Linked DNA regions of Mus musculus: region 2 is linked to region 1. A link is a contact called in ENCODE Hi-C or POLR2A ChIA-PET data. All regions are on one chromosome and are shown on one strand. Each heading gives the region's core, a stretch centred on a gene start or an enhancer-like site at or near the end of the contact. The rest is flanking DNA. Distances are from core to core; before and after follow the strand shown. Region 1 holds the start of Fezf2 (Fez family zinc finger 2). Region 2 overlaps Cadps (Ca2+-dependent secretion activator).

Evidence for each region. A loop is a pair of places that touch in the nucleus more often than their neighbours do. ChIA-PET counts read pairs that join two places held with the same protein, here RNA polymerase II (POLR2A).
Region 2: a map of left cerebral cortex shows a loop between it and region 1 (2.5-fold over the local background). The contact joins the enhancer-like site here to the promoter of Fezf2 in region 1. A Hi-C loop is called at or near these places in 1 of 37 maps with a recorded cell type or tissue (left cerebral cortex). POLR2A ChIA-PET finds 5 or more read pairs at or near these places in 1 of 5 experiments (embryonic stem cell).

What each region holds. Positions count from the first base shown.
Region 1 is chr14:12,344,234-12,347,648 of GRCm38, reverse strand. Fezf2 (Fez family zinc finger 2) reads left to right here and starts at 1,784. Exons shown (of 5, transcript NM_080433.3): 1 at 1,784-2,062; 2 at 2,411-3,300. The coding sequence starts at 2,464.
Region 2 is chr14:12,458,181-12,461,350 of GRCm38, reverse strand. All of the region lies in intron 22 of Cadps (Ca2+-dependent secretion activator), which reads left to right. Among named protein-coding and RNA genes, the nearest start is that of Fezf2, 110 kb to the right of the region's middle. Within about 2 kb of position 1,427, at least 1 of the 3 ENCODE cell types and tissues checked has a DNase peak (open chromatin) inside an H3K27ac peak, as active enhancers do; it is left cerebral cortex, where a contact is called at or near this core.

The sequences.
Region 1 (3,415 bases), core at 535-3,034:
TATACTTTTCTTTTCTCTACCTGCTCCATCCACACCTGATCTGAAATGGCCATCGGAGGAGACACAGCTAGATAGGTGGATGGAAGGAAAGAGTTTTGCCGAGGATAGGATGTTGTTCGGCTGCAGTCCAAACTAGAGCTTTGCTCGTCCGTCTGGCGTTGGATGGACAGTTTTCCCTGGGATGGGTAGTAGTGGGCCGGGGATCAGATGGACACTCAGCTGCAAACGGAGAAGAGGGTTTGCCTTCACCGGCACTTTCCCCGGCTCCGCTGATGCTATATCTCTGGAGAAGGAATTGACTATCAAACCCTCAACCCTGTTTGCTCATATTATACCCACCGTAATCCTCTTAAACTGCCTTTGCGGCTACAAAGCTCTTGGTCTTGCAAAAGCCGGCTGGCAAGATATAATTGTCCGACGAACAAAAACAGCCAAAAGTTTTCAAAAACCCCATGCACAGCCCCTCTTTTCCCTAAACCTAATTCTCTCCTTCTCTAGCTAGCCCCCCCCCCCCCATAAGAACCCTCAGCCTCGACCACTTTTGTTGTCACCAAGAGCACCCGGCCTGTTGAAAGTGCTGGAGCTTCTTTGAGCAGTTTGTTGTGATACGCAGGTGGAATGGTCTGCAAACATGAATTCAGCCCCTCCAAACCCAGCGCCGAGCGCTCTGCTTTTGTGCGCCCGGCACAAAAACGCTGAATTCCTCCGAACTTACTTGGGGCCTGTCTAGAAAAGAGCCTTTTCTTCCCTCTGCTTGTACCTCTGGCCACACTAAGTCTTTGCCCGCCCCCCTTCAGACCCCCTCCTTCTCCCCTCTGATAATCCTTCTTTTTATTTTAGAAAAACACAAAACCCGGTTCCACGCGGTGCTTTAGTGGCTAAAAGTGAAAGAGCTGCCTTGGCAGAATTCAGCTCTATGAATCACTTCGGAAAATTGGTTCGACTGAATGGCCTTAGGAGGAAAAACGTTTTAATAGGATCCAGGGGAGGTTCTGCTGTTTCAATCTGCTCCTTAAACAGGTGGAGATTGGACCTTCTCAATTATACAAACAGTAAGTACCCAACAGCGGGAGAGCTGCCCTCCGAATCCTCCCCGCACGCAGCCCTAAACCAGGCGCAGAGCCTGCCTTTGCCTCTCAAACCCGATCACAAATCAGCAATTCGGATCGATTAGCTTCTCAAAGAGCCCTAGGCCTCTCAGGGCAAGAATCCCCCAGCCCTACTGAAAAAGTGGGCCAGAGAGCTGCAGGCGCACCCACCCTTCCCCAGGTCCCCAGGACCCCGGCACGCCGCCTGCCCTCCCGGACTCTTCGAGGTCGTCCTTAGGCGGCGGGGAGCTCTCTCTCGACCTCCGACGCCAGCCAAGGCGAGCTCGTTGCTTTTGCATAAATTAATATTTCCCCATTAACAAGTTCCCCCCTCCAAACGCGACGCCCGCGTCCATGCGCCACATCCTAATGAGGTAATTATCATTTGCGCGTGTTCGGGGCTGGCGCTGGCTCCGTAGGTAAATGGCAGTTTATTAGCACGGTGCCCAGTTCGGCTGCGCAGGGCTAAGGGATACTTTGGTGATTAGACGGACACCAGGGGCCCTTTGAGGTAGCGCGTCGGGGACACCCCGCCTTCCCCGCGTACCCTAAAACTGTAGGCCCCCCAAAGTTGTGAATCACCCAAGGAACTCTGCCTAGGTTTGGGTTTGGGCGGCCCCCACCTCCTTCCACCGGCAAAACCATCACGATTCTTCCCCCTCCCCCCTCCCTCTCTTCCCTCCTTCCCGATTCGCAAACCGCTCGCACTTTCCCGAAGGGAGCGCGGGCGCTAGTTGCCTCCTTTAAAGTTTGAGGGGCGGTGGCGGCGGCCGGCAGGCGCGGGGGAACGCAGGGTCCTCAACGGGAGTCGCGCCGCCGCCCATGTCATTCCACTTCAAGTGACTTCATGTGATGTCAGCTGAATGTAAAAGACAGTGATCTCACGCGGAGGGGAAGATGTTTGCCATCAAAATGTGACAGAAGAGACACGCTGCATGGCTCGGAACGCATCTCCTTGGCGGTGGGGGAAAGAGGTAAAAGCGAGGTGGTTCTTCCGGCCCTCTTTAACTTTGCTCTTTCAGTGCCCAGTTCCCAGCACGCGTGGCGAAGGCCTGGGTCCAGGGAAGGGCTGGGAGTGTTAATTTGAGACTCCTTTCTTCTACCCCTTCTCCTTTCCTTTGTACAGCCTCCCCCTTCTTCCCCCTTTCATAGTCCCAGGGCAATAGCTGGTGGGTTCCTTTGCGCGCCGGGTTAATGGGCGGTAATTTGGTACCCTTGGGTGCACTTTGTTCTGCTTCTGTTCATTTGAATGCAAATGGGTGACCGGGCCGACTAGGTGCTTATTAAATTGCGGTTTCCCCCCTGCCTTTTCCGGAATGCAGACTTAGAGGAGAGAGGCTGTGCCCTGGCCCAGCCTGGCCCAGCTTGGCGCGCCATGGCCAGCTCAGCTTCCCTGGAGACCATGGTGCCCCCGGCCTGCCCGCGCGCTGGAGCGTCACCGGCCACTTCTAAAACACTAGCTTTCTCTATCGAGCGCATCATGGCCAAGACGTCCGAGCCCCGAGCGCCTTTCGAGCCCCGGCCTGCTGCGTTAGAGGCAGACAGCAGCCAGAGCAAGAAACTGCTCAACCTCTGCTCGCCGCTGCCCTGTATGATCCCTCTCCAGCCTCTAGGCTACGAGGTGCCGTCCAAGACGCTGCTCAGTTACTCGGAGTTCTGGAAGAGCAGCCTCCGGGCGGGCGGCGGTGGAGGAGGAGGCAGCGGCGGGGGGGCCCCAGTGTGCGGCGCCAGCGGCTTGTGCAAAACCAACTGTGGCGTGTGCTGCAAGGCCGAACTGGGCCTCGCGCCTTCTGCGCTGCCCGCCGGCAGGGTCATCAAACCGCAGGTCATCAACCAGGCTGTGGGGCTGCCTGCCAGCGGCTCTCTCTACTACTTCAACTACCTGGACTCCACCGCTTACCCACCTTCGGAGCTCCTCGGAGGCCACCTTTTCCCATCCGGCCTCCTCAACGCACAGGCCCCCACTTCCCTGGCTGCTCACCCCAAGCTTTTTCTGCTGGAGAACGCCAAACTGGCCAGCCTGGCTGCGGACAAGTTCCCCCACCCAGCTTCCTATCCCCATAAGGAGCGCTTGCATGCGCCACTGGAGCAGGTGCTGAAGGAGAACTCGGCCTTGACAGCTGAACGAGGGGGAGTCAAGAGCCACAGCAAACTACCGGGGGGCTCTACTGACAGCAAACCCAAAAACTTCACCTGCGAAGTGTGCGGCAAGGTGAGGCCTACGGTTCTGGGGGGAGGGAGCTAGTAGCCCCTGACTTTCTTGGGCTGCCTTGTACACCTTTCTCTCAAGCAGAGGAGCTTCCCAATAGCTGCGCGCTCCGTTCGAT
Region 2 (3,170 bases), core at 178-2,677, 110 kb before region 1:
ATGATGTAACCATATCCCTTCCACATTGAAACAGTCTTGATTAAAAACAATGTTATGAAAAGGGCCTCACCTATATTCACTGCCATCGTAGAAATAAGATGCACACATATCTCTAACGTAAATTGACATGAGAGAGAGCAGGTGAGAATTTTGTAATCTCAAGCTCTAGAGAGTTAAATGAAAGCAATCCTTTCCGTTAAGGTCCCTGGATTAGATGAGGATAATTTTTAACGTGTATCAGTTACTAGGATTCTAATTCTCACTTCTTGTCCTACCCAGAGACATCTACTTAGAGTTCTTACAGAAAAGCATGAATAGCTAGCTGCTTGTCCAGCAGTCACTGGAGGGCTCTCTTTGAAAATAATGATTCATTATAGCTATCAGCAGCTCGCAGAGCAGTGCATCGTAACTGAGTGCTATGCAAAATCTTCCTTTAAATATGTGATAGTGAAATATTATGCTTAGAAATTACCTCTGGTTGTTACTCTTTTAGTGTCCCAGATAAAATATAAGTAACATTAAAAATATGCTTTATTATTCTGATAAAACTAGAAATGTCCTATTTTATCGTTTTAAAACTAAATCATTAATAATATGTGCTATATAGGATACAGGTCTATTTAAGCCCAAGTTCACAGCCAAAATGCTGTATTTTACAAGGAAACAATTTGTTTTGATTACTATGAGTATTTTTATTTTGTATGCAAAGCGAAAGTCTCTTCCCATTTGTGTACTCACCATGCACTAATATGTTTAAATTAAGTTGCTTTTGCAGACACTTGTATGTTATTCATTTCTAGCTACTTATAATTTGCTCAGAATTGACATTTTAACTTTCCAGGCTGCCATCTCTAAGATCTCCTAATTCCTTGATCATTATTCAGTGTGTGTATCGTTTAATGATCACATTTGCTTATATAGGCTTACACATGTCTCAGTGGAAATCGCCCATGGATTTGTTTCATGGCAGTGTTTAAGACCGAGAACCACCAGGGACTGAATTCAAAGGCAAATTCCCCAGTTAAACAGAGACACATGGAAGAGAAAGTACCTTTTTTCCCCCTTCTATTTAATAGTAATATTTAGCTCCATTTCTCTTGAGTTCTCCCCACCCCCACGCCCAAGGCATCGTCCCACCACAGGAAGTCATGGGTCTGTGAAACACCTATCTCCCTGAAAGAAGAGGATAGTGGGTTGGCAATCGTGCATTCTAGGGTTTTCAGTTTATAATCCAGGGCTGAGTTGCCATAGGGAACATTTAAATGACTTATTTGTGGAGGAAGACAGGCATCTAAGCCATTCACCAGGGCCAGCGCCTTCGCTGCCGCTTTGCCCTGCAGAGCGTGCCCAGAGGCAGCCTGTCCTCCAGGAGTCCTGCTAGGCAAACAGCTCACCCAGCGCTGCTTTGGCGAAACTTCCTCCTTCCCTACAAGATCCAAAAAGAGAACCTCAAGTCCTCTGCCAAAGTGCTGTCAATTCCCCCTTAAACAGGAAGGCTCCTTTCAGATGCGGAGCTAGGCTGGGCTCTACCATGCCAGTGACTTTGGCTGCATGGAACACCCTTCAAAAGCCTCTGCAAGATGTTCAGTGCCAGTGTTTGGAGCAGTACATGACACAGACCCTCCAAAGAAATATAGTTGATTTGACTCAAATCTCTGAACATGTTCTCTCTCTCTCTCTCTCTCTCTCTCTCTCTCTCTCTCTCTCTCTCTCTCTCTCCCTCCCTCCCTCTCCCTCTCTCTCCCTCCCTCTCTCTCTCTCTCTTTCTCTCTGCCTCTCTCCCCTCATACAACCATCCATCTCTCATTCATCACTCAATTGAACTTTATACCTCCTTAGAAACCAAAAAACTGATAAAAGCATCGCTATTTCATTTGTTTTCACAAATTTTAAACTTTCTATAGAAAAAAATAAACAGCTCATGAAATTTTCACACACACTCTGGAGCTCCCAGTCCTGTGAAAGCCATGCCGAGGAGAAGGGTCAGGGTGCCTGGCTGCTTCACCAGCCCAGAGCTTTTGTCCAGTTCCTAGAATCCCCATAAAAATGCTGGAGCACTGTGGAAAAGCATGGGTCAGTCCATGGCACTGGCAGGCTAAGTGCTCTCATCTAACTGGTAAACATCAAGCCAATGGGAGAGTTTGTTTCAAAGGCGTTGGACAGCAATCCTTGGTTGACCATTCTCTCTCTCTCTCTCTCTCTCTCTCTCTCTCTCTCTCTCTCTCTCTCTCTCTCTCTCTCTCTCTCTCTCTCCCTTTCCCATGCACATATATGTATTTAAAAAAAAAACAACAGGAAAAAATAGCCTTCCCAGAAGCCTCTGTCAGGCATTATTTATTCCTGGCTGTATTCCATTCCCCGGGGCAGCTACTATAATATTAAATGATACTGTAAATCTATTTATTTGACCCAAGGGTTCTAAGAAAGACCTCAATCTGGGCTCCTTTTCTTTCCATGTGTGTCTGTCTCTGTGTGGTGGCATATTTCCATTTTAATAAGTCTGAGTTTGGGGAAGAAAGCATCCATTTTCCTTCAGCATTCCACAAAATTCCCTGGGGATAATCATTCTTCTATATGAGTTCTTCATGTTTCCCATCCATTCTGACACCCCTTGTATGAATTCCTGTCTTTAGAAGTAGCAGTTGGAAGGCATTCAATTTCTATATATCACTATTACAACACATTCAAATCAGTGAGCCTTCCTTTCCCATTTGGTGTCTAATGTCTGCCTGAAGAAATCTTCCCTTGACAGTAAGTTACAAATAAAAGTGGGCACAGCTAATGCCCTGCACCACTTATATTCTTAAGTATTTTGGTAGTTTTCGTTTTTACTTAAATATCTTTATTCTTTGAAAATTCCATACATGTACACACTGTATAAATGTATTTTGGGTTGCAATCTACTACGTACACACATTTAGAAGGTGCTGTACAATATGTGGCTTCATGTGTGTATTGGTCAGAGGACCAAGTGCGTCAGCTATCTTTCACTGTGATCAGTGTTTTCTGATGAGCACACTCCTTTCCTTTCCATTGGGAAATGTGACAAATTATCAATTATATCCACTGCACTACAGCATGAACGTGAGCGCTGGTCCACCGCACCCCTTTACCTCCTCTCCTGCCTCGCCATTCTATCAATCCCACTGTCTCATGGCACCCCAGTTCCA